Regions from separate parts of the Homo sapiens genome. Here region 2 is linked to region 1. A link is a loop called in an ENCODE intact Hi-C map of the cell type or tissue named here. Cell type or tissue: dorsolateral prefrontal cortex. All regions are shown on one strand. Links, peaks and the distances in the headings refer to the core of each region. The heading gives the core; the rest is flanking DNA. Region 1 holds the start of ZBTB16 (zinc finger and BTB domain containing 16). Region 2 overlaps ZBTB16 (zinc finger and BTB domain containing 16).

Region 1 (15,432 bases), core at 4,408-12,407:
CCCTTTGGTCCTGTCCACACAGGATGCCCCATGCATCACTTCCTCGTGGTCAAGTGGATCTGGAGGCCTCTCCTTGTCCCAGGTGAAATCCCAGCTCAGGTGTTATATCCTTGCTGCTTCTGACAAATGAAACCAAGGTGTATTAATTAAGGTAATGCTAGCTACTACAATAAGCTGAAAAATATATAATAGCTAAAAGCTAGGGTTGCCAGATTTAGGAAAATAAAAACAAACAAAAAACAATTGAAATTTGAATTTCAGATAAACAATTTTTTTAGTATAATTATGTCCCATGCAATATTTGAGACATACTAAAAAGTTATTCATTGTTTATCTGATATTCAAATTTAACATTTTCATTAATTTATTTTATTTGGCAGCCCTATGGAAGACATCAAAAGTTTATTTCTTATTTATATAAAGTCCAAAATAGATGTTTTTTAGTAGGCAGGCAGCTCTTCTCTAAGCGTAATTCAGGGCTCTGGGTTCTGTCCATCCTGGCCCTGACGTCTTTCATTGCTCAGCTTCTAAGATAGCTCTATGCTCATGGGGTCAAGTCACAGGAAAGAAAAGGGAATGTGGAGTTCCACTTGGGAGTTTTTATGGGCCAGTCCTGGAAGCGGCACAGAGGATTTCTGCTCACAATCTATTGGCCAGAACTCAATCACATGGCCTGCACCTAACTGCAAGTTAAGCCAGAAAAATGTAGGTGTGCCCAGGAAGAAGTTTGGGGAACAGCTAGCCAGTCTCTGCCACACCTGGTAACAGCAGAGTGAATCTGTCAGTACTCGTGCCTAATGCGTGTCTCATATGCTAGTGCTGGATTCAGTCAGCAGTCCTATATCCGCTGGGGTCCCTAGGAGGGGTCAGATGCTCTCCTCTTTGCCCTGAACTGGTTAGCTACTTCGGACTGGGATGACAAGGCCATTGTGAGAGTGATAAGCAATGTGATTCAAACAAATTCATTTCACTTCAATTCAATGCAGGTTTTTTTTTTTTTTTTGAGACGGGCTGTCATGCTGTTGCCAACCCTGGAGAGCAGTGGCGCCATTACGGCTCACTGCAGCCTCCTGGGCTCAAGCAATTCTCCCTCCTCAGCTTCCCAAGTAGCTGGGACTACAGGTGCATGCCACCATGTTCAGCTCATTTATTTTTTATTTTTTTGTAGACAGGAGGTCTCACTATGTTACCCAGGCTGCTGTCCAAGTCCTGGACTCACGTGATTCTCCCGCCTCAGCCTCCCAAAATGCTGGGATTACAGGCGTAAGCCACCATGCCCAGACAATTTAATAAATATTTATTAAAACTTCTAGGATATTGAGAAAAGCTTGGTTCTAGGCCACTGGGGAAGACATCAACTGAAACAGCCCAGTTATACTCTCAATTAGCTGTATACAATTAAATTCACAGATATCCTCAACCCTTATCCATATCCCATTCATCTTTCAAAGGTTGGTGAAAACCTCATAGCACAAAGAATTCTGCCCTAAATGTTTGAATACAGAATGGTCCCCTCTCTCCCTAATTCCTAAAATATTTGGTCTCTATGTTCATTCATTCATTCATGCATGCATGCTTTCAGTTAGTTCATCGACAAACATTTACATCTACTCTGTTTGACAGTGTGCTAGGCTCTGGGGCTTGGGAGTGGAAATACTAAATTGAACAAGACTGAGGCCTTGCCTTCCAGAAACTCACAAAGGAGTGGGTGGTCAGAATGCACATGACTCAGTCAGATATAAGGCAGATGGTGGTAAATACTATGATAAATGTTCAGATAGTGCTAAGGGGCTTATGGAGAATGGGAGAAATTAAATCTGACTCAAGGGTGGGTGGAGAAGATTACATCCAAGATCCAGCAATGACTTCCAGAAGAGACAAATGAACCTGGCCTGGCAAGGGAGGCAGAGTCAAAGTGTCTGGCTCAAAGCCCACCACAGCCTTGGCTCACAGGCATCTCCCGGTCTTCCACTCACTCAGTCCTTTCAGGGAAAGGCACTGAGCTTTTCTCAAGGGAGAACTCCAAAGACGTCTTTCATTTCATCTTACAAATCCACACAAATTTGCAATTCCACTCCACAAGATACGAGCATTTGTCTTGCTATAATTTTAATATGATTGGCATAAATTACCTGTTATCAAGTAAAATAGTTTCTTCTTATGGCTTGTGTGCCCCTGACATACCACTGCTATTTGAAAAGAGGCTTCTCCAGAAACTCAGTGTCTGAGAGTACGTGACTGGAAGGTGAGTGTTTGCTTACCCCTTGCGTTTTCTCCCTGTCAGGATAAATGGAATATTCTGCTTTAAGGACCCTAAGTCTGGCAATATCATGTTTTGTGAACAGCCAACACAGTAACTATGGTTGAGGCCTGTATTCGATGAATGAGGTTTTCATATGCTTCTTTCACATCAGGAGAGAGAGAGAGAAAAAAAAATAATAAACTTGGTAGAGGACGTGGAGTTGTATTTCTGGACTATGGTGGCACCTCTAAGGAGCATGGTTTTCCTTTTGCATGGCTTTGTCCATTACTATAACACTCCTGTTATAAAATAGCTGCCGTGGATTGAAATCCATAATGTTAACTCAAAAGTTAAGCAGTCCGCTATTAAACAGCATAAGAAACTGTTACCTATCCCCTCTTCCTGGCCCCCCAACAAAGAAACAGCAAACTGTTAAAAAAGCCCATGTCTCCCCATGAGGACTTGGGGTTAATTTTCAGCATGGTGTCTGGGGATTCATCTGTGGGACTCCTATTACCCATAATAGGACTCATGCTGCTTCATTTCATGCACACGATATGGAAAATGCACCCTTCCCTAGTGATGAAATTTTAGTTTTGAAATTGAGGCTAGCTTTTGCAGAACAAAGCAGATTCCCAGAAACACCAAAAACTATTCAATGTTGGCCTAGAGCCTGTGTGTCCGTGCTTAGGTGAGTATGTGTATCTGAAAGGGAGAAAATGCCTTCCTCTAAGTGCGTATGCCCCTCTCAAAGACAATATTCAAATATCATGCCCGATAGCTGACAGCGGTCAATGGTTGCTATGCTTCATCCCAAAGCTTTGTTAGGAACCCCATAAAACCTGGCACATGGTTTGTGACACCCAGTGAAACACCGTGCTTCTTCCATAATATCCTGAGCCCTGCTGCCTGTCATTAAGGGACCTCTCTTATTAAGCATCTCTTTTTTAAATGGCTGCCATCATCTGGTCCCAGTGTACATTAAATCCCATTATAATTATAAACACACTTCCCCATAACATTCGTTGCAGATCTCATCCTCAGTGCCTACCCCCTTAGGGCATCTTTGCACTAATAACAACTCAGATTTGCTATCTGAGTTGACAACATTAGGTCCCAACACCATTTGCAATATGCTGGGGAAAGAGACAGAGAGAGAAGAAAAAGCTTTTTCTTCCTTAATCACGAAGATCTTGGGGTCACAGTGACCCAAGGCCTCAGGAGCTAAAAAAAAAAAATCCCTCCTCCTACCCTTTTGAAAAGTCACTCTCTACTCTACAGATGAGGGAAGGGCATACTTGGCACCTGGGAGAGAAACTCAAGTTTGTAAACACCACTAACCAGGTCTCTGTTGGTTGGGGCGGTGATGGTGGTGGTAGTGGTGGGGTGGGGGATGAGGGATGATGGCAATCACTAATCAAAGAAGCTGTCTTATTTGGTTTGCTGAGCCTCAACTAACCGGAATGCATACATCACCTGATTCTTTCCCCCTCTGCTTTTTGGAGGGGGCATCTAAGGACATAATGTAAAAGAATTAAAATTTAAAAACAAAAACAAAATGTCAACATATGCAGGAGTAAATTCCACTCTGCCTAATTTTTTTTTTTTTTTGAAATGAGATCTTGTTCTGTCACCCAGGCTGGAGGGCAGTGGTGCAATCTCAGCTCACTGCAGCCACCACCTCCCAGGTTCAAGCGATTCTCCCGCCTCAGCCCCCTAAGTAGCTGGTATTACAGGCACGTGCCACCACGCCTGGCTAATTTTTGTATTTTTAGTAGAGATAGGGTTTCACCATGTTGGCCAGGCTGGTCTCAAACTCCTGACCTCAAGTGATCCGCCTGCCTCGGCCTCCTAAAGTGCTGGGAGTACAGGCATGAGCCACTGCGCCCAGCCTACTCTGCCCAATTGTTGACATCACCTACAGCTCTATAGTAGATGTCTGGAATGATGATCTGAAGGACTGTAAGACTGTAAGATTTTTTGACTCCAGAAATGGACACAATAGGCTTGCGGTGTCTTCCCCTAACAGTCCCTGGCAGGGTAAAGGTCTGATGCCCTGGTACGTTCCCCAGTGGCAATCTGGAGTTCTCAACTGCAGAGAATACTTTTCCTCTACTCAGGGGCGTCACTACCTGCATCTCTCCCTGAACATGCTTCATTTTCCACTCATCACAAGTTTTTGGGGAAATGCAAAGTGGCATCTTCTCCCCAAAAGGTAGGGATCTTTGATTTTTTTAATCACGATAGAAAAGTTTACTTTGAAATAAAAAAATTAAATATATGTTCCAAATTAAGAGTTGGAACTTAAAGAGTTGCAACATTCCATTCATACTCAGATACTCAAAACACCACTGTATTCTTCTTCCTATCTCTTTAGTTGAAGTTTTTTTTTGTAATTCAAAGCCCCCTCCCCAATTTCTGCCTGAGATTCTGAGGGAGGAGGAAAAGTGTAAGATCCTGGGGGATCTAAGTCTCTTTACCTGGTGACCAAGCTGAGAACCATTTGGTCCTCAGCTTGGCTGGCTGCTGCACAGATCTTGGCCTCAGCAGAGTAAGAGAAGAAGGAAAATTAAAAGCCCTTGCTTCCTTCATCTATTTCACTAGAGGCTACATAATCTAGAAGTTAAGAGCATGAGCTTTGCAGTCAGAATGGTCTGATTTAAAGTTTCAGCTCTGATGTTTAATAGATCTACAGTCTGCAGTAAGGCACTTAATCTCTCTGAACCTCAGTTTTCATGTCCACAGAAATTGGGAAAATAATAGCACCTGCATTAATAGGATTGTTATGTGGATTAAATAAAACAACATAGGTAATGTGTTGAGTTTCGTAGTCAGTGCTCAGAATGAGTTATTATTTTCGCTGTCTCCTTCCTGTATGATCTCTTAGAACTGCTATACCCTCCTGTTCCACTAACTGAGCTCTGAAAGGCTGCCAGTGGTGGGAGGTACATGGGTAAAGAGGGAGATGAGGGAGTAAGATTTAGCAATGGAATTCCATGCAAAGGCCAGCTCATCTATTCCTCTGTCTCTAGCATGATCTCCCCCTAAGATTGAGATCTCCTGTATTTTTAGAACTGATACCCAGGTTTCCCTTAAAAGACGCTTCAAGAAAAAATGTAAAAGAAAAATCACTCTAAATACACGAACATGAGAGAGACAGAAAGAGAGCGGGCATGTGCGCGCGAGAGAGATTGAGTATTCTCTTGTAATTTTCCATCCTGCTTGTTTTTAGGTGCTGCCATATGAAATCTCTGAACTGAGGATTCTCATCAGCCTTCCCAGGACCCAAGGACATAGCTCTGGCTATAAATGGTGCCAGTTTTGGTGGGGGAGCTGCTGCTGCTTTATCTGGGCCCAATAAACCTTATCAAACTGCTGTGCAGCCAGCCTTCAGCGCTAAGTGGAAATGCTTGGAGCCCAATGCTGGCATTCAGCCCACAGCCTCGCCTGCCTTCTTCCTTTTTGTTACCTTCTCCACCTCTTAAATTCAGGCATTAATCTCTCTTTAACACTTACTAACAAGGGCTGGGCTTTTAATGGGCAGCGTTTATGAAGCAAGGGAGATTTTCACATAGAGTGAATATGGCACGGGGGTGGGGAGGCCAGGGCCATAGAGGATTGTGCTTTCTCTCCCATTGTTTCCAGAGATTCTCTCTTTCTCTGATTTGAGGATTAATAGGAGATTAGGATCAGGGGTTAATTGTGTGCTTCTCCTGCTACTGCACTGAGGAGAGGCTGGTAGGTGGATGTGGACAGCAAAGCGGAAACCTCCAGCAGGCACTATCTAGGCAGAAGCTCAACAAGTGTAGTGATTCTTTCTTCTGTTTCCCTGGTGAGGCACCAGGAGGGTCTTTTCTCCTCTCCTTACATCCCTCCACTCTTGCTCTCCTTGCAGCCCAGTTCTTTCCTAACTTTCTTTAAATCCCTTTCCTCTAACAGGGTGTATAGACCTTAGTTAGAAAAACAGGTAGTCTCTAAATGGGATTGCTCTTTATTGTTAATGAAATGAATACCCAGGGACTGGGCTTCCCCTCCGCTTGCCCTGGGTTTGATGTGGTTGTATCCCGTGCTATCAGAGGAGCCCTTCCTTCACTCAAGTGTGTTCCCCTGCCCAGCTCTCTCCGCAGACTCCTGCTGGGCTGAGCTTTCCCTGCTCTTAAGAGTCAGGAGTGGCTCTTGCTGGGATGGAATGACCCGTCTTTGGGGCTGCCTCATGAGCGGCTCTTGTGAACCCGGATCAGTTCCGATGTGTAAACTCTACCGCCTGGCCTTCAGCGAACAGATACAGATTTCTGCCACCTTCCATGACCCTACAGTTCATGGGACTGGGTCTGGGGCAGTGCCAGAGGCACGCATGGAGGTGTGATTCTAGGTGAGTCCTGCGGAAAACCTCTGGCCCACCCGTGAGTCACGGACAGAACATGCAGACTCAGGCCTTGGTGACATAAGCTCCGCATTGCTAAAACCGCGTGACCTCGAGGGCTGACTGGCCTGAGAACCCTGGATGGCGCTCTCGGCCACCCCCACCTCCCACCCCAACCTCCTGGGCTTCGGTCAGAATCCACAGCCCGTGCCCGAAGAGCGCTTCCCGCCTCTGGCACCCTACCTTCGCTCAGCTCCAGGGAAAAGGGGAGAGGGCAGCTTTCTGCAGTCAGAGGAAGAGTACATTTTCTTTGGCTGCTCTACCCTCTGAAGTAGGGCGGCCAGCTGAAGGAGGACACACTTTTGAGGGGCCCAGAGGTTGTCCAAGCTTCCCCCTGCCCCCTGAAGACTGTGCACTGAGCTGGGCGCAGTTCTCGGGAACTGTTTCCACCCAGATTGCTGGGGGGCGGGGGGGTAGGATGAGGGCAGAGCCGAGAGGCTGTCCAAGGTTTGGGAGAGAGAAAAGTTTCTCCCAGGACTCGACCTTGGCCTCCAGCAATCGCGACAGCTAAAAACGGGTGTCTCGCTTCGACAATAGATCCCCGCGGACCTTCTGGCACCTGGTTCACTAGCGCCCGCGAACTCTGCCTCGGGAGACTTATTGAAATCCGGATGCTCAAGCCGGGAGGCGCGCAGTAACCAGGAGGATGAGAGGGCCGGGTTTGGGCTAGGAAAGCGGCCTTTTAAAACAGATGTCAGGGGGACTGCAGCCCCGAGCCATGAGAAAAAAGTTAAAGGCGAGATGACACGCACTGAATTGGGGCAAACATTGGAAGAGGAGACAAAACTGCGTGCTTGAGCACCGGGGTGCGGGGAGGGGGGGACAAAACCCGTATCCAGTGCAAATTAAAATCTTGGGAGTAGGTGGGGGCTGCTGCGCGCCCTTCACCCTCAGTTCCCCTATTAAGGATTCTGAGTCCCCATGCACTCCTGTCCTCTGGCTCCTTCCTTCCTCTCCGCTCGGCCGGTGAGAGGCGGCCGCCGGCGCCCCAGCAGCAGCTAGATGTCAGGCGAAGCCCGGAGCGCGGAGCGCGGGGAAGGGAGGGGAAGGGAGGGGAGGGGAAAGGAGGGGTGGGGCGGGGAGCGCGCGCGGGCTCGGCCAGTGCGGGGTGGTGGGCGGGCTGAGCCCGGGGACGGCGCGGGAGGGGGGAGGGAAGGGGGGCAGCTGTGGGCAGGGAGCCGGGCTCGGCCGCCAGCACTAAAGATGGAGAGGCGCCGGGGCCTTGCAGGGGAGGGGGCTCGGCGTTGACGTGGGACGCGGCGGAGGCGCAGCAGCCGGTGGTGATTTGCTAACCTCGCAGCAGAGAGGAGTTGAGGGCGATGAGAGCGGGTACTGCGAACTGCCGGGCGATGCTGTCGCTGCCGCCGTGATACGGAGAGCAACAGTTCCCCAGCAACACCCCTCCCCGACACAGGCACACACCCCCCGACAGGCACGCACACCCACCCCACAGTGCCCGGCTCGGCTGCGGTGAGTGAGGGGCCGGGAAGAGGCGCACCGCCCAGCGAGCGCCGCGCGCCGGGGCTTCCCGGGGCTGGAGAGGTCTGGGGGGCGCGCGCTCGCTTCGGCCACTCGGCCGCTGGGCTTGTGCCTTTTTTATTTGGCGTGTTCCCTTCCTGCCGCTGCAGCCGTCGCCGCCACCGGTTGGGGGTCGGCTAGAAGGGGGAGCCCCGGCTGTCAGCCTGGGCGCAGCTGCCTCCCCAGCCCTTCCTCTTCAGGGCACGGTCGGGGTGAGAGGTGGGGGGCGTAGCGGTGTGCGGGGGCTGAGGGCGTGAGCAGAGGGGTCGGGGATCCGGAGGCTTTGTACCGCCAGGGGCTGGCGGAGCAACAGAGCCCGTGGGTGCTCTTATGTATGCGGACCGGTGCGCGGGCGCAAGATAAGGTTGTGGTTTATTTATTTGTGTGTTTATTCGCCGGCCGGCTGGGAAGCTAGAATCGGAGGAGCTGACGAGTAGATCTGGGGGCGGAGGGGAGCAGGACTGGGACTGCTTACGTTTTGTTTCTCTTTGAGAAAACGTGGTGGGCTTTTTCTTGATTGGACTTGATCCCCACCCCCCTTTTGCAGGGGAGGGAGGGAAGCTCCAGAGGGTCTGCAGCGCTGCGGGCCCTCCTCGGCTCTCGGCGGGACCGGCGGTGACACCGGAGCTCGCCGTGCGCTCCCGGCCGCTCTCGGTGGGTGCCGGTCTCTGCACCTGATGCGTTCGGGATGCCTTTCCCACCCTGGCGCGCCCGCCGCTAGCTCGCACAGCGCCTCGCACACTCCCGCACGCGCTTGAAATGCGCACGGTCCCGCCGGCCCGCGGAACCACCCGGACGCACGGAGCGCTCCGCACCGACTCGCTCGCCGCCTCCCCGAGACGCTCGCACCGTGCTTGGGCCGGGCGCGCTGGCCGCTGGCGCCGCTGGCCAGAGGCCTGGGACCCAGCCGGTCGCTCCCAGGGGGTCACGGCCCTGGGTCGGAGAGGGAGGGCGGGCAGACCCCTTCTCGCCTTTCCTCCCACAACTCGCTGCGGGGCTTTTGTGCTTCCCCTTCGCCGCGGGGCGGGTCCGCCTCCCCTGCCGCTCTCGCCGCGGAGTCCAGCCCGCCCGGACTGTCGCCGTTCCTCCCCGTCTCTTTCGCTTTCCCTCGTCCCTAGCTCAGCTCTCCTTCTTTCAGGAGTCTAGCTCCTCGGGAAAAGTTGCTTCCCCAAGTTTGCTGAAGTCGTCTCCAAGTCTCGGTGGGGGTCGCTGGGAACTGGGGGGGTGTGAGAGCGCGGTCGATCCCCGGAGCTCGGGCGGGTTATCGCCGGCTCTTCCCCGCGCCGCCTGGCTGGACGCTGCAGCCAGCGCCAGCCGGATCGCGGGCGCCGAGCGGCGGGTGGGGGAGACGGCTGCCCGTGGGCGCCCAGATTTCCCTCAGGACCCAAAAGGCTTGTTTCAGGGCGCCAAGCTTCCATTCTTTTGGCTGTTCCCTCCTAGTTCTCAGAAACCCCGATGTCTGCGGGAAAGCACGCGGTGGCTCGGCTCGGCTGAATGCTCATCCCAACCTTGACGGCCTCCGTCCCCACCCCGGGGCGGGCAGCAAAAATGTCTTGACCAGCCGTCCTGTGAATCCTTTCTGCGTGAGCTTGGTGGCTCCTGAACTGATAGAGCTCCTTCTGGGGGTGGAGGCAAGCAAGCAGTGTTCGAAGAGTGAGGGAGAGACCTTGCTGTTCCTTGCTCTCAGTGCATTCACTGCAATATTGGTCGCTGTAAGACAGACACGGGGAGGGTCCTGGGCCTGCGCGGTCTTTCTAACACTCCTGTAAGCGAGGTTTGGAGTCTAGGAGCCCTCTTATTGATCCCGAACAGGCTCTGGGAGAGGCCTTTGTTTCCCAGCCCTGTCTTCCCTTCGTACTGGTTGTAACTCACACCACAGGTGCTGGTGCCAATATCACTTCCAGCGCCTCTGAGCCATGTCCAGCATCCCTTGCTGCCCCTGGTCACAGGACTTGCAGACTCCTTGGAGCCTGTGGGACACACGTGGAGTTCACACACCCAGCCCAGCATGAGCACTCCTGGCTGTAGGGGACCATATTTAACTATGGTCTCTCTCCATACCTTAATGACCCATCCTTCTTCGTTTTTTAGATCCTCCTGTCCACCGGGCAGTTGTGGGCAGGAGGGTAGGTACGACACCTTACGTAAGTGTGTGTGTGTAAACACACACACACTTTTTTTTTTTTTTCTGAGACGGAGTTTTGCTCCTGTTGCCCAGGCTGGAGTGCAGTGGCACAATCTCGGCTCACGGCAACCTCCGCCTCCCGGTTTCAAGTGATTCTCCTGCCTCAGCCTCCCGAGTAGCTGGGATTACAGGCGGGTGCCACCGCGCCTGGCTAATTTTGTATTTTTTGTAGAGACGGGGCTTCTCCATGTTGGTCAGGCTGGTCTCGAACTCCCGACCTCAGGTGATCCGCCTGCCTGGGCCTCCCAAAGTGCTGGGATTAGAGGCGTGAGCCACCGCGCCCTGCCCCACACACTCTTTCTGTCTGTCTCTGGCTGGTGTACATACACACAGTTCAGATTTTATATTATACATACAATAACTTTGAGGCTTCCGTGGGTAGAAATGACCCAAGTTAGTGTGTGGGTTGTGTGTGTTCCTGTTAGTACCTAGGGATGGGGACAGGCCTTGGGTCTGCCAGTGCTTTGCAGCCCTGAGAACAGTAGAAGGCCAGAGGCCAAGGCTGATGGTGAGAGGATAGCCTTTGCGGAGGAGAGCCCAGTGTCCATAGATTTCTGTGGCCATGGCTACAGGCTCCTGGCCTCCAATGAGTTTGACTCTGCTTCTGGGGCTCCTGTAGTGAGGCAGAGTTTGGAAAAACTGTTTAAAGATAAGGCTTGACATCCAGGGGGCTGGCGTGAAGCTGACAAGGAAGGGGCTAAAGTCTTGCTAATTTTAAGTAAGTGCACTTCATCATAATGAATGTTGGCCTTGCCTAGGGAGCCCCTACTCTCAGACACAGAGAAAGCTGAGGACTTATAGGACTTCACTACAATTTTCATTTCACTTCATCTAACAGATGTCATAGAGTAGTGAATTAGGCATCTGCTGTGGCAGAACCTTCTTTTTACTCTCAGCATCCCTGGCTTGAAAGGCAGATTTGTAGATTTCTAGGAAGCTACTTCAATTAAAATCTCTAAGATCCTCTTGCTAAGGGCTTGGCAACAGGGAGGAGGGGGCATGTTGTAGTGGTTGAATTCTTACTTTTAGGGACACTGATGAATTTGTCTTTTGTTCTCTCATCTCTTTTGCTTCTTCCCCTCTTCTTTCTCCTAGCCTCCTCTATTGGCCCAGGAAGCCCACCCAGCCCCGCCACGCAGAGCCCAGAAGGAAAGAAAGCCTCATGCCTGAGCCGAGGGGAGCACCATGGATCTGACAAAAATGGGCATGATCCAGCTGCAGAACCCTAGCCACCCCACGGGGCTACTGTGCAAGGCCAACCAGATGCGGCTGGCCGGGACTTTGTGCGATGTGGTCATCATGGTGGACAGCCAGGAGTTCCACGCCCACCGGACGGTGCTGGCCTGCACCAGCAAGATGTTTGAGATCCTCTTCCACCGCAATAGTCAACACTATACTTTGGACTTCCTCTCGCCAAAGACCTTCCAGCAGATTCTGGAGTATGCATATACAGCCACGCTGCAAGCCAAGGCGGAGGACCTGGATGACCTGCTGTATGCGGCCGAGATCCTGGAGATCGAGTACCTGGAGGAACAGTGCCTGAAGATGCTGGAGACCATCCAGGCCTCAGACGACAATGACACGGAGGCCACCATGGCCGATGGCGGGGCCGAGGAAGAAGAGGACCGCAAGGCTCGGTACCTCAAGAACATCTTCATCTCGAAGCATTCCAGCGAGGAGAGTGGGTATGCCAGTGTGGCTGGACAGAGCCTCCCTGGGCCCATGGTGGACCAGAGCCCTTCAGTCTCCACTTCATTTGGTCTTTCAGCCATGAGTCCCACCAAGGCTGCAGTGGACAGTTTGATGACCATAGGACAGTCTCTCCTGCAGGGAACTCTTCAGCCACCTGCAGGGCCCGAGGAGCCAACTCTGGCTGGGGGTGGGCGGCACCCTGGGGTGGCTGAGGTGAAGACGGAGATGATGCAGGTGGATGAGGTGCCCAGCCAGGACAGCCCTGGGGCAGCCGAGTCCAGCATCTCAGGAGGGATGGGGGACAAGGTTGAGGAAAGAGGCAAAGAGGGGCCTGGGACCCCGACTCGAAGCAGCGTCATCACCAGTGCTAGGGAGCTACACTATGGGCGAGAGGAGAGTGCCGAGCAGGTGCCACCCCCAGCTGAGGCTGGCCAGGCCCCCACTGGCCGACCTGAGCACCCAGCACCCCCGCCTGAGAAGCATCTGGGCATCTACTCCGTGTTGCCCAACCACAAGGCTGACGCTGTATTGAGCATGCCGTCTTCCGTGACCTCTGGCCTCCACGTGCAGCCTGCCCTGGCTGTCTCCATGGACTTCAGCACCTATGGGGGGCTGCTGCCCCAGGGCTTCATCCAGAGGGAGCTGTTCAGCAAGCTGGGGGAGCTGGCTGTGGGCATGAAGTCAGAGAGCCGGACCATCGGAGAGCAGTGCAGCGTGTGTGGGGTCGAGCTTCCTGATAACGAGGCTGTGGAGCAGCACAGGTAGGCCCCGCTCCAGCCCCGCACCTGATGTAGGACTTGAGGCCCTCACACCCCTCCTTCACACCCTGGCTGCTCCCAAGTTAGGGGCCTGGCTCCCCTGTCTTGGCAATTTGTGAAAAAACCAGAACACTTCTTCTAAAGTTCTGGCGGGGAGGGGAGCAGGTTTTTTAAAGTGTAGTGAGGGGGCCTAGGATCTTTCCAAAAAGCACCAGGGGACACTCATGGGCGCAGCTTCTTAATAGGCCCTTCCCTTTGTTTTTTGCTTTTGGGCCCCTGTTTGTTTTTTCGGCTGTTTGGTCTGTTCTCCTTTGCTTGGAGTGACTGATAAAATGGAGAGAAGGAGAAAAGGAGTGGGATGAGGGTCTCTTGGGCCCTGCATCTGACCATGTTACTAGGTTTCAGGTCCTCGGGTTCCCATGCAGTGGTCCCTGTGAAGACAGCCTGTCCCTTTCTGCAGCTTGGGAGAATGGGAGGGTCTGGGGGCTGCTTAAGCCACAAGAGCAGCTGCAGGTTCTGAACCTTATTCCTGGTGAAAGTTAATCTCCTTGCTCTGTCTCCCTTCTCATTCTCTGATCCTGCACATGCATTTAGGGGGAATTGATTTAAATGCAAGGGGAAAGGATGGGTATAAGAGTCTTGGTCTTGCAGCCTGTGAAGTCTCATTCTTATCCCATCTCTGCTCACACTGAACTAAATGCCGCTTCAGGCTAGCATTGGCTTCCCTCCGGCTTCCGTTTCCTTCTCTATGAAATAACCATTCATTGAGCTCTTATGACATGTTTGGTTCAGTACTAAGCACTTTCCATGAGTTGCATTTTCATTACAACAGCCCTTTGAGATAGGTAATGTCCTTCTTTTTTTTTTGGATGTGAAGTTTCGCTCTCCTTGCCCAGGCTGGAGTGCAATGGTGTGATCTCTGCTCACCGCAACCTCTGCATCCCGGGTTAAGGTGATTCTCCTGCCTCAGCCTCCCGAGTAGCTCGGATTACAGGCACGCACCACCATACCTGGCTAATTTTGAATTTTTAGTAGAGACGGGCTTTCACCGTGTTGGTCAGGATGGTCTCGAACTCCCGACCTCAGGTGATCGGCCTGCTTCGGCCTCCCAAAGTGCTGGATTACAGGTATGAGCCACCGTGTCCAGCTGGTAATGTCCTTCTTTTACATGGAACAATACTAAGGCTCAGATGTCAAGTCTCTTTTCTAGGGTCACATAGATAGTAAGAGGCAGAGCTGGATTCAAATTTAGGTCCTTACCCCCTGGTACTTTGCTGCCTCTTGGAGTCACTTAGACTTGAAGAGGATCATGTCTATGGAACAGAGCGTTTTGAAGATTGCTTATAGGAAGTGGAGTAAATAACAGGGGGGATAAGTAGCGAGTTTGTTTTTTTTTTCCTTGCTTCTGTCATAAACCACGTGCCCATCATTTTATCCTCTAGTTTCTGGGTCAGATGAATGGAGTCAAGAAATCCAGCTTTCTGTTGTCATTGACGACAGCATTTGGCTGCATACCCTGTGGTCTGCTGTTTTGCTGATCTTGGGTGGATTCTCCACTTCCTCCCCCTTCACCCCCATTCCCCTGTTGCTCGTTCAGGTACGGGGGATGTGAGTGAGAGGGGTTGGGGTGGGGATATCTGGAAGTTGATCTCATCACCCCTAGCCGGAATCTGCTCTGACCCTGCCTCCTCGACAGCTCAGAGGCTTAACTTGTGGAAAGTGTGGCAGAGCTAAACGTAGCCGACTTTTTCCAGTGGGTGCGAAAAATAACCGCCACTAAGGTGTGTCTTCTTGATGCTTGTACCGCTCAGAAATAGACTGAGGTTGTGTTTGTTTTTGCTCAAACTTTCCTAAAGAGGAAACCCGCTCCCCAAAGTTGACCAGATAGATGTATCATCTTTCCGGATGTGAATTATTTCGGCTGTGTGCTATGAGAACTGGGTATGGTGGGAAGTAATTGTTTTTCTGGCTCTCATCAGGTCCTGGTTCCTGGTTGCTTTTCTTTACCCGAGAGGGCCACAAAAGATACCACTCTCCTGAGACTTCCAAGTTCCCCTTCAGCAAGACCCTCATTCCTCTGGGGAGAGAGGGAGAGTTGGCCATGTTATATTCGAAAGAGCCTGGGTATTGGAATTGGCCATATTTAGTGGTGAGAGCCTGTGATACTTATTTAACCTTTCTGGGCCTTGTTTCACTCACTACATTTTTTTTTTTTTTTTTTTTTGAGACGGAGTCTCGCTCTGTCACCGGGCTGGAGTGCAATGGCGTGATCTCAGCTCACTGCAGTCTCCACCTCCCGGGTTCAAGCGATTCTCCTGCCTCAGCCTCCTGAGTAGCTGGGACTACAGGCACCTGTCACCCCGCCCAGCTAATTTTTTGTATTTTTAGTAGAGACAGGGTTTCACCATGTTGGCCAGAATGGTCTCGATCTCTTGACCTTGCGATCCATCCACCTCGGCCTCCCAAAGTGCTGGGATTACAGCTGTGAGCCACCCCGCCCGGCCTTCACTCACTTCTTAAAATGGAGACGGTCAACAGGGTTGGTGCTGAATTAATGAAGTAAGATCCAGAAATCACTAGAGCTGTGATGGGCACATAGTCACCGCAGCGGTGG
Region 2 (15,432 bases), core at 3,957-11,956, 71 kb after region 1:
ACATATGTACAGGCATATATATACATATATGTATGTATGCACATGTCTGTCTGTGTGTATGTAATTAGAGAGGACTTTCTGGAAAAGGAATGTTTGAGGGTGGCCTTGGGTTCCTGTTGGCTGTGAACACACTCCTAATGAGCTGCCCTGTGTCTCAGTTTACACATGGTATTTGAAATTGAGTCTAAATTCCCATTTCTTGTACTTTCTGAGGAGCAGTCAAGAAAGAGCCAGATTTACAGTTTGCCAGTCTCTTAGCTCTATGTTCCAAAGGAATTAAGTCACTCTTCTTGACAGTGGCCTTAAAATAGGGTTTTAATAAAATGAAAAGAGGAGCAGTGGAGCCACCCACCCCTGTCACCTGTGGCTAAATGGATATACGGGCGCCAGGCTGCTACGGGAGCCTTTTGTGGTGTCACCTCCAGTGCCAGTGGGATACGTGCCGCAACAGAGACCAGATGATGAATATATTTTTAAACTTGGAACCCATGAACCACTTATTATTTCTGAATTAGGAATCAAAACATATGAATAATTTCAACAGGGTTTCAGCAGATGTATTCTGCTTTTAAGGTCACTCTGCTTTGCGGAGATGGTCGGGGGTAATGGGGAGTGAAGTCCAGCCTGATTCTCTTTGTGACTCTTAGGACATCTGTGTCATGTTTGCTCAATTTAGCAGTCACCGTAAGTGTGATGCGAGGCCCTCATTGCGGGGTCAGGGTAACTTATGGAAGCAAACAGCCTTCTTTATTTTTTAATACATCACTGTCACCTGCGCTTATGCCAGGGGTTATTAGAAGAAGAGGGGCTCTGGGTGGCCATGTGTTCATGGCTATGATGACTGAAAAGGCCACAGCATGCAACAGAGTCCTCAGATTTACCCCCAAATGCTTCTCCCACCCTCTATTCTCTCTTAGCATCTCTCCCTGAACCTCTTTCGCCAACCCCCTACCAAACAAGGTCCAGAATTGAGGTGTTCTGGAATTCCAGCCTTGCTAAGCTCTGGGATTAAGGCCAGTCATTTGGAAAGGGGATGGGGGAAGAGGCAAAAACAAAACAAAAAAAAAAACCAAAAAAAAAAAAAAACAAAAACAAAACAAAAAAAACCAACTGAACATTAACCCTTTGGGTCCATAGCACTGAGAAGACCTCACCATTTCGGCCACTGGCAAATCAGCATCTCTTGGCCATATCCCTGAAACCTGAGCTTCATGTACCAGAAGGAGACAGTTAAGCCAAGTCAGGCTGATGAAAATCTCTCCGTTCTAATGACTGTGCAGGGTACACCTGTTCCAGCCTCTCACTTGCTCTCATTGTCAGTTGGACGCAGGTATTGAATGACCACTGAGTGTGGAGTGCAGCACGAGGGTGCTGTGGAGGAGGAGAGTTCATGAGCAAGAAGAGAAGCAGTCTCTTGACCTCAGGAAGCTTGCACTGTGTTTGGGGAGGCATGGTCATGCTCACTCTCTTGCTCTCCCAGCACAAAGGGAGTGGGCTAAAGGGTGGGAGGGAGGCAGATAGTTACTGGGCCTGACCCTCTTCTCGGGGTCAGCCACAGATCCCAGATCCTTTACCTTCCTCATCTGCCTGTTTTCCTTTATAGTTCTATTGGAGTTAAAAAAAAAATGACAGCAGTGTCAGTAACACACACTCATTTTAACAAGAGAGGCAGTACAAAGATATCTATAAAGAATTAACAGTATTCCTTATTTGCTCTCCATTTCAGCTCTCCTCTAGGGAAATGAATGTGCTTTATTTTTATGAAATAATTTCAAGCTTACAGAAAAGTTTCAAGAATAATACAGAGAGCACCCATATCACCTTACCCATTTGGAGTTTACTGATTTTTAATAGTTTGCCCCACTGGTTTCCTTCCTGATCTATGTAACCGTAGAGCAGCCTTTTGAGGTAGGAGACAGGTGGTATTATCTTTTTGTGTGTTAGAGGTGAGAAAGCTGTGGCCCATGGAGTTGAGGAGTGTGCCCAAGGTTATCTAACTATCCGACAACAGGTTTCCCACACAAATTCCACATGATGTCATTCTTGTTTTCATTTTTGTCTTTCCTTGTAGGACTTTTTTTTTTTTCATCGAGCCTGCAGAAGGGGCCTGTCTTGCCTTCACAAGGAGGAGATGGTTGCAGGAAAGTAGGAGGTGAAAGGTGTCCTCCAAGTCTCCTCCCCCAGATCAGTCGGACCTCCTGGCCTCCTTTGGTTTTCCCTCTAGGGCAGAAGCGGTGCTGGCTGGAGGGGGTCCAGGTGCTGTTTGTTGCAGGAGCGCCATCTTGCTTTAGACCTTTTTCGTTTCAGACAGCTAGAGGAGGTCTTTTACGGTCCTACTTGACCCCCATAAAGGAAGTTCACTCCACAATACGCATCTCTTTTCACATGAAGAGGCAACAGAGGGAACAAAAGGAGCAAAGCAGCCTTCTCCTGAAGAGGTGAAAATATCACTGCCTTTTGGAGCCAGATCTGGGTTTGCACACTCCAACTCTTGGAGTGATGTGTCCTTATTTGTAAAAGGAGAGTTCTGGAGTACATTGGGAAGCAAGTCATCAGTCATATCCACAGCCTCCTGCTCCTGTTAAATGTGTCCTCCTAGATGGAAAGGTTGGAACAAGCTGTGCCCCATAGGTTCTGCCATTTTTAGGATCTTTCTGGCACTGAGACTTTTGCTTCTGTGATCTCTCATTGGAATCCATTTCTTTTGCCCAGGCGTGGATAATGCTTTTGTCTAATGCCAGCTCTGCCCCATCTGGTCTTAAAACGAGGTGAATCTGCTGCTCTGTATTGAAATATGTGATCTAGAAGGAGCCATAAAATAGGAACCTTAATAACTCTTTCTCTCTGTTTCATTATCCATGCAGTTTTCCTGGCAGCTGTCCATTCCGGCCTCATTCCCACCTCTGGGACATGTCAAGTTATTGAGGTGGTACTGGCTGTGGGTGACTATAGATCTGGGCCAGCCTGTTCAACTGGGTCTTCTGGGGTTGGTCCTGGGTAGAGCTGGGTGGATGTAGTCTAAAACAGAGAAGGTAGTGAGGCCCTTCACATCCATTTTAAGGAAGCTGAGTATTGTTGTTGAGAGTGGCCCTGGCATTGTCTTCATCAAGAATGGGGTTAGGGATCCGGCTGCAGTGACACTGGTGAGGTGAGAGGTTGAAGGGATGGTCAGACATTACTGTCTCTTGAGCGAGGTTCTGAAAGTCTATTCCTTGGAGACTTTCACAAACTGGAGGGAGACCCTGTGTGTCCTTGGCTGAAACTAGAGGCCCAGGTCACATGACCTTGGGAGAGAAGCCACTCATGGCCTGAGGACCCAGTGAGCTCCTTGACCTACGAGGGGCCATCCTGATTTCTCCACTTCCCAGTCAACTCTAGAATGGAGTCTCTGCCTGACGAAATTGTGGTTATTTTGAAATCAGCTTGTCATGTTCCTTGATTGTTTTGGGTGTAATAGTCTCTTCTCCGCAGCAGGTTGTAAGCATCTTGAAGGCCAGGACCTTGTCCTTTCTTCTTTCATTGGAGCAGAGGTTAGGGAATGCTGGCTTCTGGACCCAGCCTTGGACCCCAGGGTTAGCACTCCCTGGCTCTTGCAGTTCCCCCTTGCCCCCCAACTCCACTATTCCCCTGGATCACAGAGCTTGGTGACAGCAGTGTAGCCCCTTCATCTCAGCGTGATGGTGGGAGGGGGTCGTATGCATTTTCAAAGCCTTTCCTGTGTGATGTGCCCTCCTGGTGCAGCTTCTCTCATGAGAATCCCCAGCCTAGACGTCTCTTCTCTTCCATTGCAGATCAAGGGTTCTCAAAGTGACCTGCTGAGCCACGTGCATTGGACTCCCATGGTGTGCGTGTGAAAATTCCTCAGCCCACACGGATGGGCCAGAATCAGAATTCCTGGAGTGGGAGCAGAACTCTGTATTAAATAAGCCCCCTCAGATAATTCCAATGTACACTAAAGTTAGAGAACCACTGTAATGGTCTGATGTCCCTCACACTCCCCACCCCAGTACACACACACACATGCATGCATACACACATACACACTCTGTTAAATGGCTGCTTCTGCTGTTGCTAAGAATACTTTGCTTTTCAGGTGCTTGTGGATGGGTAGGAGGCAGTGCCTGATTTTGAGCTCTTGACTAGGAATTGCGTCAATAGTTAGAGGAGGGAAGGATCAGAAAGGGGACCTCAGAATGGGGTTATTTAGGGGCTGGGGAGTCAGAAGAACTCAGAAAGGGGCCTACTGCATTGCTGGTGAAGCCTGAATCTTCCATCCACTGTTAGCACATGGCTATGCAGACTCTGATTCCCATCTGATGCCATATGTGCTTCCTCCACAGTCCGGGAGAGGAGCTTTGGGTCATGTGATTAGCCTTTTGCCCTGGACAGCGCACCTAAGCTCAGCACATGTCTTGGGATGGAGCTGCAGAATCTTGGTGCCGTCTCCCCCTTGGAAGGCTAGAGTCTTGGCACTGAGAGGAAGTCCTTCCTCCATCCCCAGCCTCCTGACTCCATTGCTAGCGACTCCCAGCAAGTTAAGAAAGATTCAGTGGGAAGGGTATAGGGCTGGGAGTTGTCTGGATCTAAGCCTTTCTTGCTCAGTTTGATAGACTTTGGAAAATCTCTGTCTCTCTGGGAACTCAGTCTCGTCTGGTCCCTGGCTTTAGCACAGTGTGTCCACCATTGCAGCCATGGGCGAGAAGCCACTAGAGCTATGTCTCTTCCTTAGGAGAGCCTGGGGGGGATCCCAAGGTGTTGGTGGTTTGGAAGGGCAGTGACCCTGCATGACCAGGATCCATTTGCCCAGGCACCTGCTCTCTGCCAGCCTGAACACCCGGGAGCACCTCCCGGATACGACAGCCACCCACTACTTCTGCATGGCCGTGGCCACATGGGCACAGTGGGGTGAAGTGAAGATCTCAGACTCTGGAGTCAGACAGTCTGGGGTTTGAATCCGAGCTCCAACACTTCTAGCTGTAGGATCTTAGGCAAATTGCTTAAACATCTGACCTTTAGTTTTTTTCACCTGCGAAATGGCGGGTAAAAACTGCGACTAGCTCCTAGGGTGTGTTATGGGATGCAGTGAGGTGAAGCCAATAAAACCCTTATTAGCACCTGGCACACAGTAAGCACTTCATGAGGGTTAGCTGTGCTTGTTGTTCCTGGGTGTGTTTGGAGGAGACTTGTAATCTTGTAAAGTGAAGTTCAGGTCCTCAGAGACAAGTGGTGTCTGGCTGTGGGTTCTGGCCATTGAAGGCCTGGGTGGTTTAGAAGGGTTTTAAGTTAGTGCCTTCCCTAGAGGTGGGCACACGTCTGTCACCTGCCCCTGATGTGCTATTTATCCTGCCAAGCCCTGGGGCACTGAAGCAGCCCAGAGGCGGCTACTGCAAACACCAGGGAGAGATAGAGTCTCCAAGACCCCAAATAGAGTTTGCAGGACCTCTTGAGCTCTGGAGCAAGAAGGAAAGGGACAGAGACAGGCCCCAGTGTCAGTGGCGGGTTGGGAGGGAGCAGAGCACAGCTCCCCATGTGCGTTCAGGTGCCCAGAATCTGTTTGGCCACTTTCATCTGGGTCTGCGTGGGTGGGGGCGTGTGGTAGCCCAGAACCCACTTGGCACCAGGTACAATTTTGTCTTCAGCTCCAGTGGCTACTTTTCTCTCCTTTGCTTCACTTTGAAAATAGTCAGCAAAATCCTTATTTCCATAAGCATTTTTCTGGCTGTAAAAAGCTGAATCCCAAACCTGTTATTATAGCTGTTCATGCTATTTTAATCTGCTCTGTTTAGAGGTGAGAGGGTAGCAGTGACTCTGCAATTACTGAGTACATTTGATCCGTGGCGCAGCCACCGGAGCCGGCAGAGAACCCTTGGAGTAGGATGGTGTCGTGTGTGGCAAATCACTTTCAAATTTACTAAAACGATGCCCCTTTGCAGCCATGCAGATATCATAATTTTCCTCCCCAAGGCTTGTTGAAATGCCCATTTGCTTCCTGCCTTACGCAGGCTCCCAGCACGCGCCCCTTGGCCCACCTGCCTATTCCCTTTCATTCTTTGTCTTGGCCAGATTCTGTCTGGTCTCTCTTGCCCTCCGCCCCTTTTTCTTCTTCCTCCCTCTTCATTTCCTGCTCAGAAATATTTTATATTCTACTGACTGGCATGCTTGTGAAACCATTTTCCATTTGCCATGGTCAGAAGAAAAATAGTTAGCATTTTAAATCTACCAACTATTTCACATTTAAACAAGCTGGCAAGCCGCAATGACGCTGCGCCTCCTACATACAGTAATTGTTGCATCCCTAGGCTCCCTTTTCTATCTCTGTTCCTATTTCATTCATTTTTCTATTTGCAGCCAGCACAGAATATGGGCTTCTCCCCCCTCCTTCTCTCCTGCGGCCCGCTTTCTATCCAGTGACCTTGGCTTCTCTGAGTGCCGCACCGTAAATGAAATGTGGCATTGCCACATGTATCTTGATAAAATATATCAGTGGATGAATTGATTTTCATATTGATTTCCTTGGACGAGCAAGGTGTGTGTGGAAATCAAGTGTCTCTTAATGATAGTCCTAGAGAGAGACAGGATGCCCAGGGAGGAGCAGGCTTTGTTTTTCTTTCACTTACGAAAAGTTTCTGCTTGTTAGCTTGGGAGGGAGGCCTGTTTGCTTTGAAGGCACACTCTCTTTCTGGGGGTAAACAGCAAATGTCCCAAGGGTGTGTCCTGATCCCTGAGAAGACTGCATCATCCAGGTGACCGCCTAGAGCCTTAGGGAATGTATCCCTCTGGACTCCGCCAGCTGCATTGTCTTTGGAGAGAGCTGAAAAACTCTCAAGGCATGTTGGAGGCCCTTGTGCACCCTGCAGGGTGGAGGGTCTTGGCTGGAGAGTGGCCTTCTCCCTGGCCACTTCCACTTTCATATTTCAGGTTAGTTGAGACGTGGCACTTGTGAATCTAGGACTGATGCTGTGCCCCAAGGGCATGACTGTGTATAATTCATAAGTGTCAGCATCGATGGCTGGCTGTGTATGGGCATGTGTGCTTGCGAGCACACGCATCTACAAATATGTATGAGCTTTGTATATGGGTTGGCTATGAATGTGGGTAGGCAGCAGTCCCTAGGCTTGCAGTGGCTTTTATTAGCGAGCTCTGGACAACCAAAAAGACAGCATCCAGTGAGGTGATCAAAACTTCATTTCATCTCCTCTGCAGTTGCTTTCCCAATTCACTCTCCCAACTGCTCCTAAATAAAATAGATGCTTTCAGCTGAGAGTTGAATTTCTTTATGAGGCTAAGTAAGCGTGGCTTAAGGTGATACTGTGCATGTGTGTGTATGCGCATGTAAAGAAAATGAAACAGTTAACTGGAATATTCAGGATAGAGCGATGATAATTCATTACATTTTCTGGCTAACTGAGGCTTAACTGGAAAATCCTTTTAGTTCAAGCACTGCTGAAATGCTTTGCAAAACAGACTAGGATATTTTCCTGCTTTTGTAAGTAGAAGGTAGTGAGGTAATTGCATCCTTTGATGTTTCATGATCTTGCAGCACACGAGGGCCGGTATTTTGGTTATCATTTGTGATTGCACAGTGGCATACAGGAGATGGAGAACTAGCTTGGATTCATGTTTACCCTTTGATGGTGGTTCTCAATGGGGGACAATTTCGTCCTCCAGGGCACATTTGGCAGTGCCTGAGACATGTTTGCTTGTCACAACCTAAGAGGTTGTTTACTGATGTGTAGTGGGTAGAGGCTGGGGCTGTTTCTGAATTTCCTATCGTGAACAGGACAGTCTCCTTCTCCTGCTCCCCCACCCCACTACAAAGAATTATTTGGTCCAAAATGCCAATAGTGCTGAGGCTGAGAAACCCTTTCAAAATTTTTGTCCCAAAATTTTTACTAAATTCTTGCACATAAAATCTTTTGTTTTCTCTGTTTTTTTCTTTTTAAGGGTCAGGTGCTGGAAACGTTCTGAATAATTGAAACTTCGAATTCATTGACGTTTATTGTTCCACAGAACAAATAGGGAAGCCTGCCAGTTTGCAGATAGGCAGGCCTGTCCCCAGATGGCCCTCCAGTGAATGCCCAAATTCATTCAGTTATTTAGGGCCATTAAAAACCATGAGGGCCACACTAGCTTTAAGTTGAGCTAGGCAGAATAAACAATCCGAGAGGGGGGACATAGCTCCCCCCCTTTTTTTCATTGCAGTTCAAACTAAAATGCTCAGAGACTTCCGGTAGCACTTTCTAATGATGCAGGGTTTATTCTGCTTACCGCGGGTCAGAGACAATCTGACGATGACAGACTTAGAACTGCTTTCAGAATGTGTAAACATGTTCATTGGTTTGAATGGCTCTAAGTGAGTCTTCGGCAGAATCTGTCTGGTTTTGGTATGATATATGTATCTTGGGGAAAATGGGGAGATTTTGCATGCTCTGTATCTTTGACTTTCTTTGAGAAAATACTTGGGAGTCAATGAGTTCACATACCAAAAAAGCCTTATGCAGAATCTAACTGGGTGTGTGTGAAAGGGGGAGCGGCGGAAGTTAGGAAGACTGAAGGACCTCCTTTATGACAGTAAAAAAAAAATCTTTTAAACTTAATTTCAAATGAAACTTTAATGTCAAATGTTCTGGAACTGTCACACATCATTTTGTTAACCTATACCTATTAGGTATAGGTATAGGTCTAGAATGCTGTACAAGACGGGTTAAATGAAGTCTGTGTGTGTCTGGTGAATGCATATGAGTAGTTAGAGATACACCATTCAATACTTGATTTATTTGTGCAGGTTACCTATCATGGTAACCTCTGGCAGGGGCTCATTATTTCATATAAACTAAAAAGGAAAAAACTATGCCTGCAAGACTGATTGATTTTCTGAATCACTCACAAAGGGCAGCCATGCAGCCCAAACACACTTCATCTCTCAAGTTTTATTTTAGCCTTTTGCCTTACAATGTCTGTCAGTAGGGACAATGGTAGCACCAGAGGCCTGGGGGTAGAGTCGGAGGGATGAAGTTCCGCTGCCCTCTAGCTGTGTGACCTTAGACAAGTTGCTTACCCTCCCTGAGCCTCCATCCTGCCCCCTCGCAAGCTTGTTTTCAGGATAAAGGGATGGGAAAGCCCTGTGTAAATTGCCAAGAGCTGAGTAAATATAAAGTGCTCTGGATATTGTTCCATTGTTAAGCAACGGCAATACCATTTATAAACCAGGTTTTGAGTCCATCTCGAGCATTGTTCATGAGAGGGGCCGGAGCCTCCCGGCAGGCACTCCTTTAAGAGCTGTTATCACGGATTACTCCATCTGCTGCTTGCTAGCCGAAATGCTAAATGGAGTTGTGGGTGTACCTGGGGTCTTTCTTGTTACAGTATAGACTCTGAGGGGGTCTAGATGTGTCTCCCCTCCTTTCTCTGAGATAGAAGTGTATTTATAGCCTGGTGTAAGTACAATCAGAAGGTTCCTATAAAACTCTGTTATTACTGCAGTACAAAGTTAGAAATGCTTGAGGTTTCGGCTTCTTGGCTCTTCCATGCGGCAATGAATATTTTATGGGAAAGGAAATACTTAGTGTCTGACTCTTTTTATAGTGCAGCTACTCACAGTGCTGGTAACCTTCCAAATCTCGCCAAAATCAAAATTGCTGCCTGTCCATCTCTCTACTCCCTTCTTCACAAAATTGACTGGTGTCCTGCCTCGCTGAGGTGTCCAGACTCTCTTGGTGGACGGGTCCATTTACAAAATGTGGGGGGTGCAGTTTTCAATCCTAGTGAATGCCCTAAACCAGAGGCGTTGGCTCCTCCCCAGCCCTGCCCCACCCCTGGCACCTTGTGGTGCTGGTCAGCCCCAGCAGGGCCTGCTGGCAGAGTGCCCACTGGATCTTCCATTGAAGGTCTCCATCTGCCTTTTCTGCCATGCCCCTTTCCTGCATGCCCACTAGCCGCTGAGTGGAGGTGGCCCAACCTCTCCAAAGTTCACTCTGATCTTGGAATTCAAAAAGCAACAGGTGAGTTTGAGGTCCAACAGGCCCCTGAGGGGCTTTTAAATTTTAAGGCTTGAGCTTCGGCTGAAGCCCTGGCACAGAGCAGTCATCGGGCTGGTAAGATTTCCCTCTCAGGTCCTCTTCCTGTGGTCCCTTTAGTGACCCCACGCATAAGGCAGGAAAATTGGGCCTCAGTGGTCTTGGCCCTGGTTTACTAGATCAGGGACTTTAAGTAGAGGAAATGGGTCTCCTGGCAGGTCAGCATCCATGGAAATTGCTCCCCTGGTGGCCCAAGGGCATTGTGGCACAGGTGTTCCACTGGGTTGGCCCCATGGTCCTCAGAGACCTATTACGACTATAGCAGGACCGCAGACTAGGCTGATGGCCAGATTACAGTGTCAAAGAACACCTTTCTCAGGCAGCTATCCCTCATGGATCTCCTTAGAGGCCCCCACAGGCTAGTGAAATGTTGACATCTCCCATGGAGGTGGGCTCAGTGGCCTCGTCTTTTTACCAGTACCCAAAAAGCCCAGAGTGGAGAGCTTGGCAGGTGTGAAGTGTGGCTCCTGAGATGCACGGGAGCACAGCTGGTTGTGTCTCAACACTGGATCGTGACAGTTTTTCTTAGCATGGGCAGGGCTGTGAAAAATGCTTAACATAATCTGAATGTGGGCTCCACACTTAATTTAGTAGGACTCTGCGAGCTCACCAGCATCATTGCATTTGCCTTCTGCTCTGCCCCTGGTGTTTGTCTTGGCGCCAAAGTAGGTAAAGGGAAAAAATGATTTGCAAACCTCTGGCAGCTTTGGTTTGATCTCCCAACTCTGGTTGCATTGCTGCCAAACAGAGCTGTATTTTCACATGACAGCTTCGTACTGGGCCTTTTCTTTCTTTCTTTCTTTTTTCTTTTGTACTTTTTGGTATCCAAACTTGGTGGTAGCAGAAGGCAAGGTGGGGAATAGAGAGCTTTTGGTATCACAGGCTTAGAAGCTCATTTGTCTCTTAAGATGTGAGGGTAAGGAAAGGGCTAGTTATTATTTTTGATAAATGGGAATGGGGTCAGCCAATGGCTTACTGGAGAAACTAGATATAGCCCTTTATACTTAGGACTGACCACACAGTTGAAATTAATTAGCACAGTTGAAGTAATTAGCACAGTTAAAATTTAGGGTTCCTATGACCATGAAGTTGATGGGTGGGAGATAGGTAAGGCTCGAAGAACTGAAAATCCTCAAATGTGCTAAAAGCTTCATTATTGGTCCTTATTCATATTTTAACTCACCCTCCTCATCTGTGAAGTCATTTTTTTTAAACAATGAAAATGGATAAAAGAAATGGAACCAGAGAGAGAAGCAAGAGAGAAAAACTTTAATTAAGTGCCTATTGTATGATAGACACTGCTGTGTTCTTTTAAATAAATACCTTTCAGATTAATTCCAAAGCTAAGATTTAGCAATTCCCTGGTTCTGGGATTATTTGGCCCTAGGATCAGATAAGCCACCAGTATTCACTGAGTCATTCAGACTCCAGAGTTGCGCCAGATCCCATGGAAGATGCAAGAATGCATATAGGCTGTAGTTCCTTCTCTTGGGGGTTGAGATCACACAGCTGTATACCCATGTGTGCACACACAGAGACAGATACAGCTAGTGGATCATGCCGGGGGGAACTATACATTCCAGTGCTCCAGAAATTCCTGGCATACTGTGCCTGGGGTATTAGGAAGGTGACTTGTGAGTCCCTCCGTGGGACACTCCACCTCCTTATGGCAGCTTGTGGCTGCCATGATGAAATGAAACACCCACTCCTGAAGATGTACAATTTGTGAGTGTGGTAGACAAAATAGTGACTCCCTAAAGATGTCATCCTAGTCTCTGTAACCCATGAGTATGTTAGATTACATGGCAAAGGAATGACTTAAGGCTATTTACCAGCTGAGTTTAAGATAGAGAAATTATGCTGGGTTATCCACCTGGGTCCATTGTAACCAACATAACCTCAACGGTCTTTAAATGTGGAAGAGGGAGGCAGAAGAGTCAGTGTCAGTGTCAGAGTCAGAGGAGGAGTGAGCCATGGGCCCAGGAATGAGAGCAGCCTCTAGACACTGAACAAGGTAGGGGGACAGTCTCTCCTTGACCCTCCAGAAGCCACAAAGCCCTGCCAGCACCTTGATTTTAGCCTAGCGAGACCCATTTTGAACTCCTTCCCTACAGAACTATAAGATACATTTGTGCCATTTTAAGCCACTCAGTTTATCGTAATTTGTTATGGCAACAAAAGGGAACTAATATAGTGAGGCAGAAGAAATCTGAGTGGCTCATCCTTGGGCAAATGGGAGCCAGTGCTGATCCTTTTACTGTTCTCGGGTGCTCTTGCAACAGGAAGTGACTTGCAGAAGTCCTTTTTTATCTGAAATGCCAGGGAGGATGGACTCTTATTCAGCCTAGCTTCTATTCAGCTCAAAGGAAAGAACATCTGCCTTTTTCCCACATCTTCTCTGTACCCCTCACTTCCTTCTTGTGGGGGAGATTCCTTTTCTTCGGTGAGTTCCCTTTGCGGTGTGGAATCTCGTGGCAAGGGCTCTGAGTAAAGGAGGAGGGTTGCATGGAATGCCATTGAATTCATTAGGCTTGGACTCTAGCAGGAATGTTGCCTGGGGTGCTGATGTCCTTCTCAACCTTCCTTTGCTGGAGTCCTTCTTGTAACTTGTCTTCCTTTTGTGAACAACCTGGGTGTAGTTTTTAAAATAAGCGAATTCTCCTAGAAGTGTTAAAAATGAGCCTTCAAGTACTATCTCGGCATTTTGCAAAGGTTAAAGCCCCCACTGTTTGGGGGCTGAGGGTGCTCTATGGGGGGCCACCCAAAAGCAACTGTGGAAACAGAGTCTGGCTTCAGTCTCTCCAGATGTTGTGCACATAAGGGAGGGACTCTTGAGCTCATAGATCACAGATCTGTCCACAGGCTGTCAGTAGGAAAGAGCATCTTATTTTACAGATGGGGAAACTGAGGCCTAGAGAGCATAAGTGGTTCATGCAAGATCTTACAGAGAGTTTGTGAGAGTCTGAGAGCTGTTCCCCCTACTATTGCAACATTTGGAATGTTCTGAGGTTCTTACCTTCTATTATCAGTTTGAGGGCTGTAGATGAGTTGTGGTAGCTACAGAGATGAGCTTTCCAGTGTGCCCCCACCAAGAGATGAATGAAAGTCATCATCGGGCAGATCACTGCCTACTAAAAGGGGTGGGTTTTTTTGGGGGGAGGTTTTACTCTTCGTCACAGAACTTGAGAATATTTCTACTGAGGATGACTTTGTCTTTGGGGCTTCCATTTTATTTTTAAGATTCAAGTGTAGTTTTAACTGCAGGGCATTAGCTCCCTTGTAGGTCACCTCGTGCTGTCTCTGGGGTTTATGACTGAGCTCTCATTCCTTAGTCACATGTCCTATACTCACACTTCCTATCCCATTTTCCTGCCTCACCAAGATCACCACAATGATCCCAGGTTCTATATAGCATTTCTTTTCTGGAGGTCTTTAAAAATATTCTGGGAGATCTGTCTGGAATGCTTGAGTACATTCATTTATTCCTGTATGCATAGAGGGCCCAGGGACCTCCCAGGCTCTCTGAGCCCTCTGATTCTTAGAGGGTTAAACTATTATGGAAACAGACATTGCATCTGTGTCTTCTCTTGTTTCCTGCATGCAGCAGTGACCTTTGGAGTACATTGTTCAGGAGACCGACCCTTTTCTACCATTTGAAGTCTGCTATTCTCATCTCTCTACCAAAAGAGAAACTAAACTTCATTGTCGTGATTAAGGTCACAGCCAACAGCAGTTAAAGAAGCCGTTGGTCTTCCCACTCATACCGCTGCCCTCTCCCTAGCTCTCAGGAGGAAGAGCTCTCCAAAATGGAAGTGTCTTGGGAAAGAAATGGAAGTGGAAAGAGAAAGATGAAAAGGCCACCAATGGCACTTCCCGTGTCTCAGCCTCACCAGAGAAGGAACTTGGCCACACACTGGTTGGGTATACCAAAGTGACACAATGTGGATGTTCCAGTGGCAATTAAGTATTTATATGACTAGACTTGAGGAGTTCCAGGCCATGACACTTCCAAATCCTTCCAGCCCGCTTGTGGAGAGAGGCCCGGAGGCTTCCAGCGAGACAATTAGAGTGTGAATTAGATTGTGTCTTCTGGAAGGGAGATGAAGTTACCTGCCTACTCTATTACAGTTTATTTCATTAAGGTTGACCATGCCCTTTTTTTTGGGCAGAGGGAATAGGATGGATTCTCTGGAGAAAACAGTGTAGCAAGGCAATGGAGAAATGTCCACACTGGAGTAAGGGGCTTTCTGGGACCTGGATGGAGTCTCCTTCCTCCCCTAGGGAATAGGACAGAGGTGGGAAAGGTGCTGCCTGACTGCTCTGTGCACATCTGCATGTTGGTGATGAGTGTGGCCAGCCCCATGCTGTGCATCGGTGAGAGGACCGCTCAGGCAGGTGTTGCTGTGCTGGCAGCTTCTTAGGAAGGCAAGGAGCAAGGCGTGGGCTGTGGGGCCCTTGGGGCAGAGCCTGTCATGGAGTGGGATGAAAGGGTGCACGGGACCTGTTGGCAGCCCCAGCGGCCAGGCTCTGTTCCCAAGCTGGAGAGAGAGGCAAGTGGTGAGGGAGGGCAGGAGGACCAGTCATGGGTTTAATGCAAAATGACAGTTACGGGGGTTGCCATTTTAGAGTAAAACAGGCCATGTGACTGAGGAGCAGGTAGCATTCATATTATTCATATTTCGAGCTTGGTAGATGTAGAATTTTGCAGTGGAGGCCAGGAGAGGATGTGAGAGCTGCAGGACAGAGGCATAGGTTTTTGGAGGTGGTTGTGGTGTTCCCCGATGGCAATCAACTTCACGGAGAGAAGAGGTTATTTTCTACTTAGGTTGCCTGGAGCCTACATTCCAAACTTTTAGTCCTCTTCATCTAGCACTAAGTTTTGCATCTCCCTTATTCCTGTCATACATTATTAGTGTGCACTGTTTTAAAGTCTTTTACATACATATGTCTTGCATTCCCTACTTAATTGTAAGCTCCTTGAAGGCATTGCCTGTGTATTATGTTTCTTTGAATCTCTCTGTGGTGGCTAATGCTCTGCCCTGCATTTAGTAGGCAATAAGTTTGTGTTGAGTTTTGAGTCAACTACCACTCTTTTCTCCCTTCCTCTTTTTTAATTTTTTTTTAAATTATTTTTTATTTTTTATTTGACACAGAGTCTTGCTCGGTTGCCCAGGCTGGAGTGCAGTGGTGCGATCTCGGATCACTGCAACCTCTGTCTCCCGAGTTCAAGAGATTTTCCTGCCTCAGCCTCCTGAGTAGCTGGGATTACAGGCATGCACCACCATGCCCAGCTAATTTTTGTATTTTTAGTAGAGATGGGGTTTCACCATGTTGGCCAGGCTGGTCTCGAACTCCT

Evidence for each region. Peaks named below come from ENCODE experiments on the same cell type or tissue, not always from the same donor. Only the 100,000 strongest peaks of a DNase experiment are listed, where the experiment ranks them.
Region 2: it touches region 1 in a loop (2.6-fold over the local background); 17 of 110 quality-filtered maps call a loop at or near these places.

The regions. Positions count from the first base shown.
Region 1 is chr11:114,051,748-114,067,179 of GRCh38, forward strand. ZBTB16 (zinc finger and BTB domain containing 16) reads left to right here and starts at 7,964. Exons shown (of 7, transcript NM_006006.6): 1 at 7,964-8,135; 2 at 11,464-12,821. The coding sequence starts at 11,554. RefSeq lists a silencer at 7,520-7,814. In dorsolateral prefrontal cortex, for the core only: CTCF peaks have their summits at 7,652 and 7,905; DNase peaks (open chromatin) are centred at 7,264, 7,834, 8,554, 8,904 and 2 weaker places; H3K4me3 peaks cover 6,229 bases; H3K27ac peaks cover 7,083 bases.
Region 2 is chr11:114,123,487-114,138,918 of GRCh38, forward strand. All of the region lies in intron 2 of ZBTB16 (zinc finger and BTB domain containing 16), which reads left to right. Among named protein-coding and RNA genes, the nearest start is that of ZBTB16, 71 kb to the left of the region's middle. In dorsolateral prefrontal cortex, for the core only: a CTCF peak has its summit at 7,361; DNase peaks (open chromatin) are centred at 6,308 and 8,054; H3K4me3 peaks cover 2,772 bases; H3K27ac peaks cover 8,000 bases.